Regions from separate parts of the Mus musculus genome. Here region 2 is linked to region 1. Evidence: chromatin loops called from intact Hi-C (ENCODE). Cell type or tissue: heart. All regions are shown on one strand. Each heading gives the region's core, and the rest is flanking DNA. Links, peaks and the distances in the headings are about the cores only.

Evidence for each region. A loop is a pair of places that touch in the nucleus more often than their neighbours do. Peaks named below come from ENCODE experiments on the same cell type or tissue, not always from the same donor. Only the 100,000 strongest peaks of a DNase experiment are listed, where the experiment ranks them.
Region 2: it touches region 1 in a loop (2.8-fold over the local background); 4 of 42 quality-filtered maps call a loop at or near these places.

What each region holds. Positions count from the first base shown.
Region 1 is chr6:115,355,131-115,365,575 of GRCm38, forward strand. It overlaps Pparg (peroxisome proliferator activated receptor gamma), which reads left to right and starts at 7,219. Exons shown (of 8, transcript NM_001308354.1): 1 at 7,219-7,287. In heart, for the core only: CTCF peaks have their summits at 5,704 and 5,932; DNase peaks (open chromatin) are centred at 5,901, 6,681 and 7,101; H3K4me3 peaks cover 1,822 bases; H3K27ac peaks cover 688 bases; H3K27me3 peaks cover 1,909 bases.
Region 2 is chr6:115,426,829-115,437,273 of GRCm38, forward strand. All of the region lies in intron 2 of Pparg (peroxisome proliferator activated receptor gamma), which reads left to right. Among named protein-coding and RNA genes, the nearest start is that of Pparg, 70 kb to the left of the region's middle. In heart, for the core only: a CTCF peak has its summit at 6,162; a DNase peak (open chromatin) is centred at 6,163.

The DNA.
Region 1 (10,445 bases), core at 3,061-8,060:
AAACTTAAGCTTTCTTAACTATTGAACATTTTTACCATATTGTACTGTATAATTATAATCTAGTATCTATTATATATCTTTTAGAAATATATACATTAGAAAAATATACATATGCATATACTTAGTTTTATAGTATAGCTCACGATTCAAATTCACACACACACACATGAAAAATGCTTCCATAAAGAAATCTTCAATGTCTAGCTTTTTCAAGATTGATTTATTAGACCAGATTTGTTTTGCTTTTAAATATCAGAAAGAAAGCGATCCAGAGGTAAGATGGAAAGTTCAGTAGGTGGCTGGAAAGCTGGAAGAGAAGCAATATGGAAAAGCTGTTCCTTCGTGCACTGACATTCATGAGTAACTCTCAGAAAAAGATCCACAACGCTTTCCTGAGCTTGATGAGTAACAGTAGTTTTTCCGATCCTACTGGGAGCCTGATGTGCTGTTTTCTCCTGTTATCTCACCGGTGGAACTTTGAGACTATATTCTAATTCCATTGTATAAGTGCGGAGACTAAACTTCAAGAAGATGAACTAGGGTCACAGTGAACAAAAATGAAAGCCAAGTACTAAAAACAAAATTCTTGTTAACAATATATACATGGAGTCAGGGCAGGGGCGTCCTATGTGCTTGTTCTAAAACCAGGTCTCACTGTGTAGCACTGCCTGACTCAAACCTCAATCTTCCTGCCTCAGCCCTCTGAGTACTGGGAGTACAGGTGGCCTTTTGTTGTTTGTTTTGTTTGTTTTTGAGATGGGAGGCTGGGTGTCAATGTCAAATTGGGAAGTACAATTCATAGATAAATTTAAAAACAAAAAACAAAAAAAACACAACCAAACCTCATATGTGGGAACATGTTGAGAATTATTCAAATGGTAGATGTGTTTGTGGAAGTGAGTGTGTGTGTGTTTGTATATATATATATATATATATATAGAGAGAGAGAGAGAGAGAGAGAGAGAGAATGAATAACTTGTTTATCCCGTTAAGCTGGTTTTGATGTTCATTTTGAATGAAGATCTTCTAAGTCTCTCTGGAACTGATACTGATACTGGCTGGAGATTGGTCAGGGTTGTCTGAGATAGAGATAAAAGGCAATGTTGTGGCCAGCAGCTCTAAAGAGCAGAGCAGTCCTCTCTGGAAGGATGCCTGTGCTCACCTTCCACATTGTGGAATATTCTCTCTAATGCCAGAGCCATTTTACAGGACCCCTGGAAAAGAGAGAAAAGTAATTTGTTATTTTTAACCACTACCCCCCCCCAGTAAAAAGTAATGTAACATTATTTTTAAATTCTTAGGGACTGTCCCATTTAAATATAGTCAAAGTAAATGGAGATCAACTACCACTACTCAACCTGGACCCTTCCCAATATAGTAAACACAGTGTGCAAGTGTGGGCCTGCGGACAAAGTGCCACTCTTTAGACAAAAGTTAATATGTTATGAACTTCAATGGGGAAAAAAATCAAAACAAACAATAAAAAACATGAGCATTCTTTTTAATGCTCTGGGGAGTCAGCACCAGTATTTGGAAGGAATTCTTGTGGTTGGGAAACGGAATCAGGGACACACTCTTGACTCTAGAACCTCCGTATGGACCGTTTTTTCCCAGTGTGTGTTACTGCTGCAGGGTGGGGACTCTGTGCTGCTTGCCATACCATCCCCCACACTTAGTACAGGGCCTGGCACAAAATAAGCGCTCAATAAATGTTTGTGGAATGAAAGAATCCTCCAAGTACAGTTTATACAGTGTTTTCCCACCTTTTAAAAATGTCATCTATGGTTAAGAAAATCCATGTGGCACCAACTCGTGCTCCACACAAACGTACACAGACAAAGGCTCGAAAGCCACACTCTCTTTCATATGAGAGCCACATTCTGAGAGTTTGTGTTTTCTATTCTGTTCTTTTATTTGATTTGAAAAGTATGGGCTTTAAGCCACTAAATTGATTTCATAACCCACTAATGGCGAGACCAGAGGTTTGAAAGTTTAGACTGTTTCTTCTCCATTGTTTACTCACTGTCTTTGTAAGTCTTACTAGCCACAGACACTTTGAAAATAAGCAGTTTTGATTCAGGAGACAAATTATTTAGAAACAATTCAAATCAGCTCTAAACTTTTGCACCTTTTATGAGTTCTCTGTGGTGGAATTTCTCCTTCATGGCTGTTAGTGAATTATGGAAATTTCTGTCAATAAAAGCTGATTGTCCCTCACCTTATTATCATATATAAAACTTATCTCAGAATGGATTACATACCTATATTAAAGGGCCACCCCCCCAAAAACCCTCAGAATTAAACCAAATAATGAATTTTTACAGTTATCTTTAATATGACACCAAAATTAAGTAAAATTAAAACTAAAATAGATCAAAGTTTTTTGTTTTTTGTTTTTTTTTTAAAAAAAAGCTTATGCTTTTCATTAAGAAAATAAAAGGACAGACATCCTGGGCATGGTGACTCACACCAGTAATCACCAGGACTCAGAAAGCTGAGACAGGAGGATCTCTAGTTGGAGGCTAGCCTGGGCTACATGGCTACATAACAAGCTCTTATCATTCATATATATATATATATATATATATATATATATATATATATATATACACACATACATACATACATACACACTCACATATACAAAATGGATTTAAAGAAAAAGACACCTTATAGATGGGTAAAAACATTTGGAAATTGTATATCTCAAAAGAGACTTGTATACATAACATATAAATAACTGTTCCATATAAAATTAAAAAAACAAAGTGATCTCAAAATGGACAAAAAACATGAATAGTTTTCTCTTCAATGAGGTTCATAAATGGCCGATGGCTACATGAAAAGACGTTCAATGTAATTAGTCATTAGGGATATGCAAATCAAAACAGTAAAGATGCACTCGCTCCTACTAGATCAGCTAAAGATATTATAAAGTGCTAACAAGTATGTGGAGAAATTAGATCCCTCATGCATTGCTAGTGGAAAAATAAAACACTGTTTCTCATTTATACAGGTAATGTCTACATTTCTTAAAGACATATTGTTATCACATATATGAAATGAAGTGAAAACACACACACAAATAGTATTGCCCATCACTATTCATAGTAGCATGATTTATAATGCACAAGATCTAGGAGCAGAACTGGGGTTATGGCTCAGTTGGTAAAGTATTTGCTTTGAAAGTTTGATCCCCAAGACCTACATAAAAAGGTTGGGGGATAGGTGCACAAGCTTGTAATTCAGTATTGGGAGGATAGAGACAGGAGAAATCCCTGAGCCTTACTGCCAGATAGTCTAGACAAGGAGCTCCAGGTTCAGTGAGAGACTCTGCCATAAAAATAAGATGAAGGATTCAAGAGATGGCTCAACCACTAAGAAGACGTAAGAATTCATAGTGCTCTTGCAGAGGACCCAGCCCAGTTCCTAGCATTCATGTGGTAACTCATATTGCCCATAACACCAGTACCAGAGAATAAATGCCCTCTTTTGATATGTGCAGACTCAACCACACATGTGGTGCACATAAATACACAAACAATAAAATATAACGTGAAGAGCAATTGAGAAAGACATCTGGTATTAACCTCTGGTCTCTACATGTACCTACACATACACATGTGCACATACAATCATGTGAATATTTAAAAAAGCCAGCCTAAATAGTTGTATGAACAAACATTTATTATATCATACAATAGGATATTATTTTGTAATATAAAAATAAAATACTGTCAGGCATGCTTCTAATTCTAACCCACTGAAGGCAGTAGAATTACAAATTCTAGTCTGGGCTTTATAAAGAGACACTATCACAAACAAACAGACAAAGGAAGGAAATAATGCCAGCTACAACCCAGGTGGGCTTTGACAACATCATGCTAAGCAAAGGAAACCAATCATACAAGACATTGTATTGTATGAGTCCATTTATAGAAAATATCTAGGGTAGAAAAGTCTATCCAGACAGAAAGTACATGGATGGTGAACCAAGGGCCAATGAGAATGAGGAGGATGAGGAGGAAGTTTCTCTATAGGTTGATAAAAATGTTCTAAAATTAGGTTATGGTGATAATGACACAATTTTGTAAAGAGGCCAAGACTGAATGTGGGGATTTTGAAGATATGGTATTTGAATTTTAGATTATATGAATTATATCTCAATAAAGATGTTAAACTGACACAAGGGATGGGCTGGCCTTAGGAGAATAACAATAAGTTCAAGGCCAGCCAGGACGATATAGCAAGACCTTTTCAAAAAGTTTAATCAAAAGCACAAAACAAAAACCAAACAAAAGTAGATTGAAACTCCTGGGTGAGCAAGAAGTTGGCTACTTACTTACTACATACTTCATACATACATACTTCTCACTGAGTGTGGGATGCTGACCCAAGTCAACATGGCCACTTAATGACAGGCATGGAAATGGAGTCTTTGCATGGTTAGTAACATGGCCTTTAGAGTCCCTATATGAACCTGACCTGTGTCTTATTATTTGAGGACTTAAGAGTGGAAGGATGCTGGGCAGTGGTGGCACATGCCTTTAATCCCAGCCCTTGGGAGGCAGAGGCAGGAGGATTTCTGAGTTTGAGGCCAGCCTGGTCTACAAAGTGAGTTCCAGGACAGCCAGGGCTACACAGAGAAACTGTGTCTCAAAAAACCAAAACCAAAAAAAAAAAAAAAATGTGGAAGGACATGAATCTGTTGATTCAAGCTCTGAACTTTCTTTATAATGTCATACTCACAAATGTCTGGTGAGGATGGTTTGTACCAGAAGAATAAAGAATTCCCTACCTCCCAACAGATAAGGATGCTAAGAGTGGAGAAGCATCTTGAGCAAGAAGCATAATTATAAATTTCCAGAGGCCAGTGCCTCCTAAAGGAGAGCAAAACATAGAGCAAGGTCTTCATCATTACGATTGGAAAAGGATAAAAGAACGGCCTTTGGTGTCCTGGACACTGCAAGCTTTCTGAATGTGAATCTTTAGGACAGATCATGACTGTGAGAGCTGAAAGAGTGCAAGAAAAGGAACTGTCTATCATGTGGGCTTCAGGCTCCCGAGGCAAGAAGCTCCAATAGTCTAACTTAAAAACAAGAGATTCTCAGGCCCTCTCCACCCTATGTGTAAGGTCTCCTATGTAAGAAATGGTGCTAAAGAATTTTAAAAAGCCAGTGAACAAGGTTAACAAATAGTTTGAAGGCAGGAGAGATTGCTCAGCGGTTAGGAACACTTTGTGTTCTTCCAGAGGACCCTTGTTCGGTTCCCAGCACCAACCACCTGTAACTCCAGCTCCAGGGGAGCCCACACCTCTCCCTCCGTTCACGTGCATACACACACAATTGTTTTTTAAAAGGAAATTAAATGATTAGCACTAAAGTCTGTTGATTAAGGCATTCGCCTTCATAACATTCTGAGATTAAAAATAAAAATAAAACTGAGATTAAAAATAAAAAGAAAAAAAGAAAAAAGGGAGATCCTAAATTCACTTAATTCATATAAATATATATATGGGTGTGTATCTATTATATATCATATATCATATATATGATATATAAATATATGTTATGTATGATATATAAATATATATGGTATATATATAGAGAGAGAGATGAAAAGCACATCTAGGAAAAAAACAAACTTCTCCATGACAGACATGGACATGGACATCGGTCTGAGGGACACGGGACCTTCCTGGGTCGCCTCCCAGCGGCTGTGAGGAGCAAGGCGGCCAGGTAACCAGCGCACGGCGCCGGGCGCGGGAGGGCCACGCGGGCCTCGTGGGCGCCGGCCTCCGGGTGCGGGCGCGGGGCCTCCGGCCTCACCCTGGGCACCGCCCCCGGTCCGGCCGGGTGGCTCGGCTCGGCTCCTCCGGTCCGCGGCCGGCCAGGCGGGGCCCGTCGCACTCAGAGCGGCAGCCGCCTGGGGCGCTCGGGTCGGGTCGGCCTCACCGACGCACAGCACCCGCCAAGCCGCCGCCTCAGGTCAGAGTCGCCCCGGGCCACGCGGCCCGCCGGAGGGACGCGGAAGAAGAGACCTGGGGCGCTGCGCTGGGGTATTGGGTCGCGCGCAGCCTGAGGGGACCGAGTGTGACGACAAGGTGACCGGGCTGAGGGGACGGGCTGAGGAGAAGTCACACTCTGACAGGAGCCTGTGAGACCAACAGCCTGACGGGGTCTCGGTTGAGGGGACGCGGGCTGAGAAGTCACGTTCTGACAGGACTGTGTGACAGACAAGGTGAGGGGGGGTCTCGGCTTGTGGGGTCTGGATCTGACTGGCTAGGTGACTGGGTCTCCGCTGAGGGGACTCGGGATGAGAAGTCACATTCTGACAGGGCTGCGTAACTGACAGCCTAACCCTGTCTCGACTAGAGGGGATACGGGCTGGAAAGCCACACTCCGACAGGACGGAGAGTGACCAAGTGACAGAATCTTGACTCAAGGGACCCCGGCTGAGGAGAAGGCAAACTCTTGACAGGACCGAATGTGACAGACAAGGTGACAGAGTCTGGGTCTGAGGGGATCGCGCGGGCTGAGGAGAAGTCACACAAGAGAAGAGCGAGAGAGTGATAGCGGGGCGGGGTCGCGGACTCAGGGACAGAGTGAGGGGTCTCGGCTGAGGACCGGTCACCCTCCTGGAGAGCCGAGTGTGACTGACAGGGTGACTGTCCTCGTGAGGGGCACCGGCACGGTGCGGAGGGCCACAGTGCTTCCCTGAGAGGGTGCGCAGGCAGGCATGTGTGTGAGCGCGGAACAGGGTTGCCCCTGTTCCAGACCCTGACAGGAAAGCCAGGTCTCCAGAACTACCGCGTTGGGGACCGCATTGTGCGGATCCTGGTGACAGATTTAGAGAGGGGCTCGCCAGCAGCCACCGGTCGCCCTGAGGCTCTAGGGGTCGGAGGGTGGGGAGGAGGATGCGCCCGTGATCACGGAGGCGATTTGGCCCACGGCCCCCTGCCCGGGGCTCACCAGGTGTGAGGAAAGCGGGGTCACTGTCGCCAAGGCCCCGCCCCGCCAGTGCCCCTCTTCAATCTAAGCAGGGGGCGAGCACAGGGCCCGGCTCACGGGAGTAGGCAGCCCTCGTGCTGGGGGCGGAAGGTGGGTGTGTGGCTCCCGGTGCTTTATGGCTTGGGATTGGGGAGGAGCCTAAGGTGAGGAGGCAGAAACTGGGAGTAGCCTGGGCTGCTTTTATATAAGGGACGCGAGGAGGTCAAGAAGGGGCCTGGACCTCTGCTGGGGATCTGAAGGCTGCAGCGCTAAATTCTTCTTAACTCCCATTGAGTAGGTGAGTGGCCCCATCGTCATCACGTTTTTGTTGGTGTGTGTAGTGAAGTGGCCAAACTGCCCCCAAGTTCTTACACATCAGGATGGTCTGGCTGTGTTCTTGTACTGTTAAGAATCTGCTTTGCTTCTGATGCTAATAGGGGGGAGGTCGTGCCATTTATTTCAGAAGGGAAAAAAGAAAAGTTAAGTTTTCTGTGAGGAAGAGGCTAAAAGGTGTCCCTTTTTAGCAGGATGAAGGACAAAAATGTAAAATTAAATGATCATTTGAAAACAAAACCAGATGAACCAAGTTGTAGGATAGCTAACAGTTGGAAAGCCTCTTGATTTGGAGTTCATTATTGTAATGTCAACTCTTTATTATCATGCACGAAGCAAATTGTTAACTGGAGTTATTAAATGAATAACTTAGTCTTGGACTTGGGCAGGTCTTCCAAAGATATCAGGTGCTCTGTGGGAGTCTTCCTGTCGTCCATAGCTAAGTGATCAATTGCTGACTAAAAATGTAACTAACTCCAGGTGCTCTGTGATTTAAAACCTGGCTAGGGTAGGAACGGATATACGCTATGACTACTCAAAGAGATAGTTCTCTTGCAAGTTTGACAGAAGCACTCATAGATACTACGAGCATTTGGAGCAGCATTTCAGAAGATTGGGTTTCAACTTTAAAATAAGTTCTCTGTTGTCTTATCTTCAACCACATTTGCTCTAAAGTAAATGTCCGAAATATTAATTTTAATATATGAACATTTTAACTCAGTGTCATGCCTTAGTTGGAGTGAAACATATTATAAAGCCCTCGATTTTTATTTTACTGTGTGTTTTGTGTAAATTTGCTCACTCCAGTGCTACTTCATATTTAATTTGCTGAGAACTATATCTTCAGTGAGAAGATCTAAGGAGCAACTGGTGGTCACCTCACGCTTTTGCAGCTCACTAGAAGGGAAAAGATTGTTGACAGTTTTCTTTTTAAGGAAAAAAATCTTTTTCATATGTAAAAGTTTCAAACTCTTCAAACTGTTGAAGAACAATGGCGCCGGTGAAGTCTGAAGTTCTTGATGCCTCTAGGCCGAAGAGTTTTTTGATGCTGTTTCCTCGGTCTTTTATATTTCAAAGATTATAAGTTCTTCTAAACACATTAGAACTAAAAGACCTGGAAACATTATACACATCAATACTTAAGACTACTTTGATATTTTTTGTGATAACTATTTTTTAATAATTAAGTATATTTCCTTTAAAGGAGCTGGTTTTCCTAACATTCATGTCACTACATCTTTCAGAATCACTTTAACAGAAAAGGGCAAATTACACTTTAAAAAAAATCATATCTTTAGTTTCAAAATCCCTATGACATTTAAAATTCATATATGAAAAGCATGACTTTAAATTTTTGACGTAGAAATGGATTATGCAAGTGACTGATTTCAGTTAGTAAGTTTTACATATTTAAATAAATGATTTTTTTTACTTTTAAGTCTCTGAAAAGAATATTCCATCAGTCTTGTCAAGATCCTTCTGTGTGGGGAATATGTAAAGGCACTGTGAAAACATGTATAAGGATCAGCAATGTATTTAACTTACTTTTCAAATTATGAAGTGGTTGCTAATAGAAGGAAACTTACATAAAAATTTTGTTAAAATAATTTACCCAAAAGTCTGAATATTTTCACAGCTTTCACAGGGTCTGTAGGTGCCCGGTGCGTATGGCAAGACATGTTGGCCATTCTAATTTGTGTCTTTCTGCTAAATTTATTGTCATGTGGACTTGGAAATATTCTCTGTGTCATAAAGTGAGGCAAAAATACTGGAAGAATTTTTTTTTTTGCTTTCATAGGATTCCACTAAGTAAATATTGGTAGAAGATTTAAAAAAATACTACACTAGTCAAGACAATTTGATTTAAGTCAATAGTATGTAATTTTAAACATATGCACAACCCACAAATTGTCAAAGTGAATTTCTTTCTTGTTTTTCTTATTTTTGTGGCAAATTTCCCTGTTATCCATTACTTAACTTCACTTTCTTAACGCCTAAATACAGCAAAAAGGGCAGCGGCATGATTGCTTACAAAGGTCACTAGAAACAGAATTAAGTTGACCAAAAAAAAAGCAAGGCCAGTTAAATGTTGGTCTCAATACCAAGGGAGCCTCAAATACTATATATTAGTTAGTTTCATAGCATATGAGGTTTTTTAAAAAAAAAATTAATTTTTTTTCCCCTAAGGTGGTTTTTGTTCATTTCTTGTAATTTTCTCACAATACAGGGGGAGGTTTTTGAGAGTTATACATTATCTATTTTAAATTATATATATTAAATTTAATAAATTATCCAGCACAACTGCATTTATAAGGAGATCTCAAACACAATAGGCCATACTTTGGCGAAATGTACGGTTCATGTTAAGATAATATCTACCACTGGTATGGTATATCCTTAAATCATTATCTTAAGACCTAGCTTTATTCTTACTACTTCTCTTCAGTTATACGTACATATCAATATTTTAATCAAATATTCTGTTTAGAACATGGATGCATATGCTGCTTAACTACTCCAATTATTATGTTCTTTCTAAGTATGGAAAGTTAGGGAAGCTTAAAGTTATGAGTCTTTGTTTCTATTTGCTTGTCTTGGGTATGGTTTTAAGACTTTTATCAGCAAGCCTGGATTTCCTAAACGATAAGAGCTGGGCCCTGAATTTACCCGAGCTGAGATCCTAAAGACAGCCTACCCAGCTATCTAGGTCAGCACTGACTCGCTCACAAGGCTCACTAGTTTGCTCTCTTACCGCCTCCGAGATAACTGTGAAGAAAGATAAAAATGTCTGCTGTTTTATAGCCAACTCAAAAAAATTATAGAAATATTCTGTTTTCAGCTTCAAATTATATTCTTTATTGCTGATGATTTGAGACAAAAACAAGCATAACATATTTTTTTTTCTGTTTTTGTGAGTCCTTCACAGACAAGGGGTCTTTGTGTTTGTACTGAGTTTCCAGGGCGGCAGGCTGGTTTGTTTGTTTGATAAAGCTCTGCTCTTTATGGATTTTTATGGCATACTTTTGAGAGAGTTGAATATGTTATCCAGGGGAAGTTTATTTTTCCAAGCATAGTAGTCTCCTTCAGCTCCATAGTTTATTACCAACACCTAAAAGACTAAAT
Region 2 (10,445 bases), core at 3,364-8,363, 72 kb after region 1:
CCATGCCAAGTTTCCTTTGTGAGAGAAACTCTTACATCCACTCTAGATTTGCAGGTGAACAGTCCTCAAACTGCCTCCATCAGTCTTCTAACAGTTGGGTGCCTGCTGCTTGCAAGGCATCATAGTGCTGTGGAGTCCACACCTTTGCCTGGCTTCCACTGCCTTTTGGTAGCCTGGATCTATTTCGTATATTTTACCTTCCCTCCTACCTATCCCAGGAAGTAGCCTACCTGGCTCTCTTCAGACTAATCTCACTTTGCAAAAATATAGCCATACTCCCTCTTGCTTCCAAGTTTAGTATGTCCTTAAATGCCTTTCCCAGTCTTCTACCTTTTCAAATTTTCCTTCTCTTTCAAGGTCAGGTTCAAAGAACTTCAACTTGTTCAGTGAACCTTTCTCTGAATATCCACATCTAATGATTCTTGTCTCCTCCAACCTAAAAATATGCTCTCTCCTCTACTTCCCGGGATGCCAACAGCCTGATCCAACCCACTGTCTCTGGACTAGAGAGCAGTCTCTTGACAGGTTTTGTTTGTTAAATGCATCTGCCCTTCCTCCCAACACTATTCTCCATTCACCTCTTATCCATTGTGTTTAAAAGTCAGAAGTGCCCTAGCTCAACACCCTTTAGTCATTATTGAACAAAAGCCCAAATTAACTCTGTAATGCCTAACCCACCCCAGTAGACTTCTACAGTTCCCTTCTTCCTCTGTCCATCTCTTGGCTTTGCTGCATCATCACAGGCATTCTTTCTAGTGCCATGACACTCCATGCATAGACCTGCCCAGAGTCTCTTCCCCAGCTCCTATTCTTCCATGAGCACCCTTCTTCCTGATATCTCTGATTGTCTCTCTTGGTCACTCAACTCTGCTCAGATTTTTTTTAAGTAATTTCTCTAAAAAATAAAAGAGTTATTGATTTTATGCATATGAGTACATCACCATTGCTCCCTTTAGACACACCAAAAGAAGGCATCAGATCCCATTACAGATGGTTGTGAGCCACCATGTGGTTGCTGGGAATTCAACTCAGGACCTCTGGAAGAGCGGCAGTCAGTGCTCTTAACCTCTGAGCCATCTCTCCAGCCCCTTTGCTCAGATCTTACCTTTCAGTAAGAATAGCCTTTTCCACCCTTTCTCCTCTTCTGTTCTCCAGTTTCCTATTTAAAAAGCACTTGTCACTTTTTTCAAAACTGTATAGCTTATTGGCTGGTTGTGTTTATAGCTTATAATCTGCTTCATCCTTTAGATCTTTGGCACCAAAGAGAAAGAGATCTTGGTCAGGTATCCTCTGAGACCCAGAACAAAGCTTGGTAAAGAACAGTCCTCATTAATAACAGTCAAATGAGGGTGAAACCCCCTGACACTGATAATCTTCACCATGTAATTTAGTCCTTAATAGAGACAGCCTGTTCTTATTTTCTGTTTTTGGAGCATTCCCTAAGCCAAAGTATGTAATCACTGAGAAAGAACCCATGTTTTAGTCTCTATTCCTAGAAAGAAAAAAAAAAAAACAACAAAATACCTAACACATAGTAGTCAACTTGTTGACTTATTAAAACCAAACTGGTCTCCTGTGCTTCCAACACTTCTTTCTGAACTCCAAGGGCACCTGACACATATGATATATGTGTATATGATATATTATATATAGCGAGAGAGGGGGGATACACTCAGGTACACACAAATATATATAAAATGATTTAAAATAAATCTCCTTTTTTAAAGTCTGCATGATTTCTATCTTTATATAGTTGGAACTATATTCTATATATCTCTTTTGGATTAGCTTCTTTCCCTAAGTGATATAAACTTCTTCCTTGGTCTTTCATGGCTTGATAATGCATTCATTTTCAGAAATAACTATTTTATTGTCCAGCTGTATTACAGTTTATACATTCATCTGCTGAAGTATTCCTTTGTATCTTCTAAATATTGTCAATCATAGAACTGTAATAAGAATCTGTGTGCAGTTTTTTGCATGGATCTAAGTTTTCATTCAGTTTAGAGTGTGGCCACTGGATTGTATGGGAGGACCATGTTTTGTTTTATAAGAACTACTATACTATTCCAAAGTCACAGACCCTGTCACAGTCCTCCTGGTAATGAGGGAGTATTCCTGTCACTCTACAGCCTCACCACCTTCTGGTGTTGTCAGTGTTTGAAGGTTTTCTAATGATTTATGAGGTTGGAGATCTTCTTGCTCAAGTCTTTATCCTATTTTTATATCAAGTTGTTCATTTTCTTAAGAGATCTTTGTGTATTTTGAAGAAAACCTTTATCAGATGCTGGTTTTATTTGTTTTGGGTTTGTGGTTTTGTTTTTGTTTTGTTGTTGTTGTTGTTGTTGTTGTTGTTTGAGACAGGGTTTATCTGTGTAGTAGAGTCCTGGCTGTCCTAGACTCGCTCTGTAGACCAGGATGGCCTTGAACTCACAGAGATCCATCTGCCTCTGTCTCCCGAGTGCTAGGATATTAAAGGTGTAGACCACCATACCTGGCATCAAATGTGTTTTTCTTTTCTTTTTCTTTTAACAAATATTTAATTGAAATAGTTTTGTACAGAGCAGACAACTTAAATTTTAATAAAGGTCAATTTATCTTTCATAGATCATACTGTTTTACTATATCTAAAGAAATCACCACCACATTCTTTTCTTTTGTTTCTCTTTTATTATCAATGAGAAATTTCATGCATAGTTCGGATAAATAGTGTATAGGATTTTTGTTTGCTCATTTGTTTGTTTGAGGATCTGTCTGTGCAGCCCTGACTGTCCTGGAACTCTCTATGTAGATCACGCAGGCCTCAAACTCAGAGATCTGTCTCCCAAGTGCTAGGATTAAAAGCACGTGACACTACACCTTCTATATACATTCTTATACATAGTTAGATTCAATTTCTTAATATTTTGTTAGGAATTTTTGTGTCTATATTCATGACCAAGGCCTTATCCCCTGTAATGGCTTTATCTTGTTTTGATATTAAGATAATTCTGGCCTCATAGCATCAAGAATTATCTTTTTCCTTTGTAATAGTTTATTAACTCTTAGTGAATGTCATACAATGTATCTAGATTATACTTACCCCCATTCCTTCCCCAATTCTTCTCATCAAGAATTATTATATCTGTTTCTACCAACAAAGAACTGGTATAATTTATGCCTTGGATGGCTGGTAGAACTGACCGGTAAGTGCACCTTGACCTTCTGTCTTATACAGTTATTAATTACTTATTCAATTTTTAAAACATAAATAAGCCTATTCAATTGTATATTTCTTTTTGGATACATTTTGGCATACTGTGTTTTGAGGAATAGGCCCAAGGAAGAAGTTCACTTCATCTAGATTATTGACTCAGTAGTATAGAATTGTTTATAATATATCCTTCATAAAATATGTGTGTGCTAAAGATTAAACCAGGGCCTTGTACATACTTAGAATATCTTCTTCCACTGAGATACACCTCATCCCATTTACTATCTTTTTATTGTCCCTGGAGCATATGATTGTGTGCTTTCATTCATTTCTGGATAAACACAAATTGACTTTGCACCAATGTATACTGGACTAAGTAATAATTTCAGTTCAACTGCACTAGTTATCAGCAGTTAGCCTTAGTTCCAGTTAGATTTTCCTAGAATCTCTTTTTGGAAACATAAAGATTAACAGAAGAACCACAAACTGTGCTTGAGCTAAGTTGATCACAGTGGGAAAGGATATGAGTCTGAGGGTCAGGAAGCAAAAGAGATGGTCAGTATAACCCAGTCATCTTTTCTTTCTCCCCATACCACACGACAAGCTACCTAAACAACATGTGGCCAATACAAGAAAAACTGAACTTCTAGAGATAAAATATGAGTGTGCTTTTCCTTCTAGAGGCTGAGGCCAAGGTTACAACTTCTCTGAGGCTTTGTTGATCTGAATTCAAACATTTACTATAAGTCTTTCAGTTTCCTATAAAGAAATGTGCATATAGAGAAAGATATTAGATGCTTTATCTTTTGCCAAATCAAACCAGAGAAACACTGGGTTTGGTTTTTAATAGTCCTAAGTAGGCAGCAGGATGAAAATATGTTTTCTTATGTTGAATAAACAAAAGGCACACACATAATTTATTTCTAAACCTTTCTATAGTCAGAGAAGCCACTAATGAATTGAAATTCTTGCAATAATATCAATTAATTGTGTAATGTTCTGCAATTTACTTAACCCTAAGTCTATTTTTAACATTATTAAACGGTGATTAATTATACATAACTTCATATTATATCTTTAATAAAATTTGGATATGTTGAAATGCAGGACTTATAAATTCTCTGTTACATGTATCATATACACTAAAGTACATGCATGATGGGCATAAGATATAATGCCTGCTGCTTAAGTGATTAAAAATTGTAGCTATCATTATTAAATTATGCTTCTATGAATGAAATTGAGTCATTTTCCTCTTTTAATAAAACAAAGGCCCATGATTCTAATCAAAGATAAGAAAATTGATAGTCAGGTGGTGGTGATGTACACCTTTAATCCCAGCACTTGGGAGGCAGAGGCAGGTGGATTTCTGAGTTTGAGGCCAGCCTGGTCTACAGAGTGAGTTCCAGGACAGCCAGGGCTACACAGAGAAACCCTGTCTCAAGAAAAAAAGGAAAGAAGAGAAGAGGAGAGGAGAGGAGAGGAGAGGAGAGGAGAGGAGAGGAGAGGAGAGGAGAGGAGAGGAGAGGAGAGGAGAGGAGAGAAGAGAAAAGAAAAGAAAAGAAAAGAAAAGAAAAGAAAAGAAAAGAAAAGAAAAGAAAAGAAAAGAAAAGAAAAGAAAAGAAAACTGGTACAGGGTGCTGGCTCAGTTGGTAAAAGTGCTTGCCTAGCATAACATAAACAAGGACCTGAGTTCAATCCCCAGGACCCATATTTTTAAAAAGCCAGCACATATTTATAATCCCAGTACTGGGCAGGGGCGGAGGGTAGGGGTGGGTGGGAAGCAGAAAGATCCAGTGAGAGAACCTGTCTCAAAATTACAGTGGCTGATATTCCTGAAGGTGACATCCAGCACTGACTCTGGCTTCTGCACATACACAGGCTCCTGCACACACATGCTCCTGTGAACATGGATGTACATACACATATATACCCACAATTTTTACAAATAAATAAATAGAGAGAGAGAGAAGCATCTGTTGGTTAAATATTTTTCTTTTATTTCAGTGTATCTTTTCTACTTTTCCATATTATTACCTGATCATTCCTGTTTAATAACACAAAGTGTATGCAAGAAACAGATTTATTCCCACTTGGTAGATTAACTCATTAAAAAATATTACAGTTAAAAGGTATTTATGGGGTTGGGCTAGAGTACAATGGTAGAGTTAAAAACAAAGTATATTCAACTTAATTTTTAACATAACCAAACACATAATCATCTTGTAAAAGTCAGGTAGTATAAAAACTTTAGTAAAAAAAAAAAAAGGTAGCGCCTCAGTGTCTCAATAATTCCCTTTCAAAGGCACTGATACTTTACTCCAGGACCCTCTTCTGACTCTCACCTCCGTGACTTGAGAATCACATGCTTGGCTGCAACTTTGTCTACTGTGTTCACCATCTGTTAACTCTAACCATAGAACATAAGCATTCAACCCTTTTACCACCTCGTTCTTTCTCCCAAACACACTTCTTTCTCCTCTCACCTTCACAATGCAGTTTCCAGTAATTTGGAGTTAAGTCAGTTGTCCATGGTTACATTGTCATAACTTTAAAAGGGATAGTTACAGACTTCAACATCAGTATATTGTGGTTTCATAAGCAGTTTCTCTTCAAATAGTAAGCGGTCACACTGCATGTTTCCTTTCCCTGCGTGTGAATCATGTGTCTAAGTCTTGCAGTCAACATGTTCAACCTTGCCTAACCTAGCACTTCCGGAATTTACTTGACTACCTGATATTTTTCTGTGTAATGATTTTTAATGGAACCTCATTAGCATATGTATAATACAGTTGGGGAGATGCCAGATAAAACAGACTTTCCAGGCCACAAAAGAGCAATTAAGCACTGAGTGAGTAACTTTGAGAAGCCAGGCACTCTCCTTTTCCAGAGGTTTTTAAAACAGGACATCTGTTTTACTCATAGTCCAGTTTGAACAATAGGACTCTGCTGCTGTTTCTTCCTCTTCCTGTCCCCCAGAGGCCGCATTGGAGGCTTTTAGCCACCTTTTACAAGACCATGGGACTCTGGTTACTCTCTCTATATTAAAAAAAAAGACAACTATTATGTATTTAGAGCTTCATACATATCCTAGGTGTTTTTCATATATTATCTCATTAGTCTTCAGAACAGAATGAGGTAGCATTATTTTACAGATGATGAAACTAGCTATAGAGTGAGGGTGGACTAAGACCTCCAAGGCAGAATTTGAATTCAGGCATCAGACATAACACTGCTCCATCCTTTATTGTTAATGTTCAGAACAGCAACCTACAAAAATAACAGATAAGATGTGGTTTATCTGTACTTATTATGTAAAAACTCAGGCCACCACAATGTTTATGATAAAAGTTAACCATTCCTTTAACCTTCCCACTAATTGGAGGTTATTATTTTTGTTAGTGTAGTGCTTACCTTTTCCTTCACTGTGACCAAATGTCTAACAAGAAATGACCTGAAATGAAAGGTTTACTGGGGTCCTGGTTTAAGAAGCTACCACTAAGCCTAGAAATGACAGCAGCCAGCTCAGACTCCTCAAGTCTTTACCCCTCTAAGGAACAGGAAAGTGGAGGATGAAGTAGGGCTGGGCTAAAACCCTCAAGGCCCACCCCTCAGTAGCCCACTTCCTTCAGGTAGGCTCTACCTCTTAAAGGTTCCAAAATAGTGCATGCTAGCTGGGTACCAAGTCCTTCAACATGCAATCCTGTGGAATACATTTCACATTCAAACTGTAGCAGGAAAAATTCTGTTGCAGAGTTCTTCTGCATTTTATTCTGTCACAATCTGCCATCTGGTAAATGGTTTCTTGCATGAGACTATTGAAATTTGATGTGACTCGTATATATTAATTAAGACCAAATACATCTTGATCTATAAAAATTGGCTTGGGATAAAAGTCTCTTTTTTCAACATATTATATCAATATAGTAACAGCATCACACAGCTCAAAGGATGCTGGGCCAAGAGACAGAAAAGATGTGTTCTCGCCCACCCAGTCTCTCGCTGACTGTATTCATAAGCAGATCATTATGTCCATTTTCTTTTACTGTCAAATGGGAAATGACGATTATTTCAAAATGGCTTTCTCCCCTGTAATATTTCAGGATGATTTTTATCTCTGGATGTTGGCTCACAGATGGGAGAGGAACTGTATAATTCCCAAGTTAGTTTGTACTATGCTGTGGTTTACACAAACCAGTGAGGAAGGGCTGGCATATATGATATTAACCTAAAACAAGAAGTCATTGAAAATTTGTGGTTAAGTGTCTCTTGAAAATACTGACAAAGCTACTAAGCTCTAGAGAGTCTATGAGATGTTGTCACATTGCCTCAATACTTATCAGAATACATTTCTCTGAGTTACTCTTTAGCATGACTCTCATCAGTGTCATGCCTGGCCCACCATGAGTTGTTGAAATGTGTTGATGTTTAGTATAGACCTGGAAGATCAGGAAGAGAGATAATTAGTTTAGATTAAGTGTGGCCACAGAGCTTTAGACCTTCTGCATTCAATACCCACTCTTCCTAATAATTGTCCATATATTACTTTGGTATCTGGGCCATATTTCTCCCAAAAGCTTTCAGAGGTGGGCTTGGAATTCACAGCTTCATGTATTTAGACAAGTATTACATTACTGGGATGTATCTTCATGTATTTAGACAAGTATTACATTACCGAGATGTATCTTCCGCTCTTAATTACTCTTCTTTAAGAATTTTGAGTACATGGTGGCACATGCCTATAATCCTATCTCTCAGGAAGCAGAGGGAGGAGGATCAATGTAAGTTCTATGTCAACCACCACTGCACAGTAAAGCCCTATCCAAAACAGAAAAAGAAGAAAAAGAAGAGAAAAGAAAAGAAAAGAAAAGAGAAAGAAAAGGAGAGAAAGGAAAAGAAAGAAAACTCTTGTACTTTACAGAACTGTTCAGAGAATTAAAAGAGATCATGTGTAGTATCTAGTGTAATCATTACCAAAGACTCAGAGGTCGGTTAATATTAACCAGTTTCAATACTGAGGAGGTGCAACATGAGCTCAGGTTCCTTTTGTTGTTTTGTTTTTTATTCTCTTTGGGAATTGAACCCAGCGTCTTATACATGATAAGCAAGCATGCTACCACTGGGCTATACCCCCAACCTCTATTGAACTTTACATCCAGGCTTTTAAAAACAATTATGGCATAAATTTGATTTTGCTTACTTTTTTTTTTCCGCTTGTACTAGGATTTGAATCTGGGACTTCTCAAGCTAAGCAAACTCTCTACCACCCAGTCATACCCCAGACCTCCCCAGCATTTTTGTTTGTTTGTTTTGTATTGTTTTGTTTTTGGACACAGGGTTTCTCTGTGTAGCCCTGGCTGTCCTGGAACTCACTCTGTAGACCAGGCTGGCCTCGAACTCAGAAATCCACTTGCCTCTGCCTCCCAAGTGCTGGGATTAAAGGCGTGCTCCACCACTGCCCAGCCATCCCCAACATTTCTAGTAGAAGTTTCTTTTCCCCAGAAAACAGCATAATATCCAAAAAGGCAAAACATATAGTCCTGGTGCTTGATTTCATAATCTGATCTTTCTGACTTACTTCCATACTCCCAAATAGAGCCTATTTGATTAGAGAAGTCATTTTACTCTTGCATGAAATCAATTATACTTTTGTTTGAAATGTATTATACTTTAGAGTAGTATGAGAAGGCTGCTCATTAAGCATAACAAAAATGAAAGCCAAGTTTGAAGGTCAAAAAGAAACAGCAGAACTGTGTCCTTGCACACAAAATCTGTCTAAAGACTTTCTTGAAAGATTGTGAAATTAAGGGATATGCCCTGAGGCAACAGGACTCATGTCACCCATCTGGAGAGTTAAGACACTGACTTACTCCTGAGAATGGTTGTTGTTCACGCAAATATTTTGTCCATTTGCTCTTTCATGGGTAATTGCATGGAGTAACAAAAAACACCTACTTGACTTACAGCTTGGCAGCAACAGAAGCTTATGTTTTCTAGAGACAAAATAAGAAGCAGCTTTCCTGGACCATCTCTAAGTCAAAGTAAAATAAAGCATGTTTGGATCCTGTGCCTCCCAGTAACCATGTCTATGAAGTGATGCTGTTGAGGTCAAGGTGTCCCAGAATACAGAAAGGGAAAGGGAGAGGAAAGCATGTAGTTCAGAAATTTATCTTCCTAGAGAAGGAGGGGCAAATATTTTTCTTTCTTCTTTATCCCCCCTGCTTAGAAAAGTAAGGAAACTATAACTCAGTAGTAAAGCATTTGCCTATTATATGGGCAAGTCTGGGTTCAGGGCCCAGTATAACAAAAGAAGAAAAAATAACTTACTGCATTCTAATCTTCCTGATAGTCATCAAGGAAAAAGACTAAATATATGGATTTGAGAGTAGAGTTCTAGCTCATGCTGTGTCTTAGTTACAATACCAAAACTTAATCTTTTTAGGGGAGCTTACATCTTGACAAAACTAAACCATTAAGAATATATCTTCATTTTCTTCTTCCTGCTTAGCCAAATGAGAAAACATTCTACTCTTCCCTATATAACAATATTACTCAATTGGCAAGCATAGAGAACACAAAAGCCATGCAGAAGAACTAATGGGAAACAGGATGATAAAGTGTCTCTTCACTCCAGACAGCATACAAATGTAAATGCTATAGATACTTAAGATCAGAAATTATGTCAGTACTAAAGAGGAAGATTCATGGAAGGTTTCATAGAGAAAGTAGTATTTAGCCTTGAAAGACAAGAACAAATGTGGTACAAAGAAATGAAGGACAGGAAAAGATACAGTAACCTCAGGAATCTGCATTTACAAAAAGAGCAAGAAGAGGAAATGGGAGGCAAGTAGACCAGTAGGATATGCCAGGCATGGAAACACCAATGGAAAATAAGACTGAAAAAATAAGTTAGGATCTACCTGGGCTGCTTATTGAACCCCTGTTTTAAAAACCTTAGGTGTAGAATATTTGCCTGGCATGTGCAAAGCTCTGGGTTCAACCTCCAAATGGAAAAAGAAGTTAACCAATAAAATGATGAATGACCAATTTTTACAGAAACCTAGGTATTTTTGCATCCTTATTTTAACTTCTCAGTTTCTGTACAGAGGCATACTCACCACCTTTAACTCAGTCAATCGCAACATATACCATGAGAAGCAGCAAACTTTAAGAATATTACAATCTAGACAAGAAAGGAAACTTGTGAGAGGAAAATAACTGATAACAAAGAGTAAGAACAGAAAGAGATGAA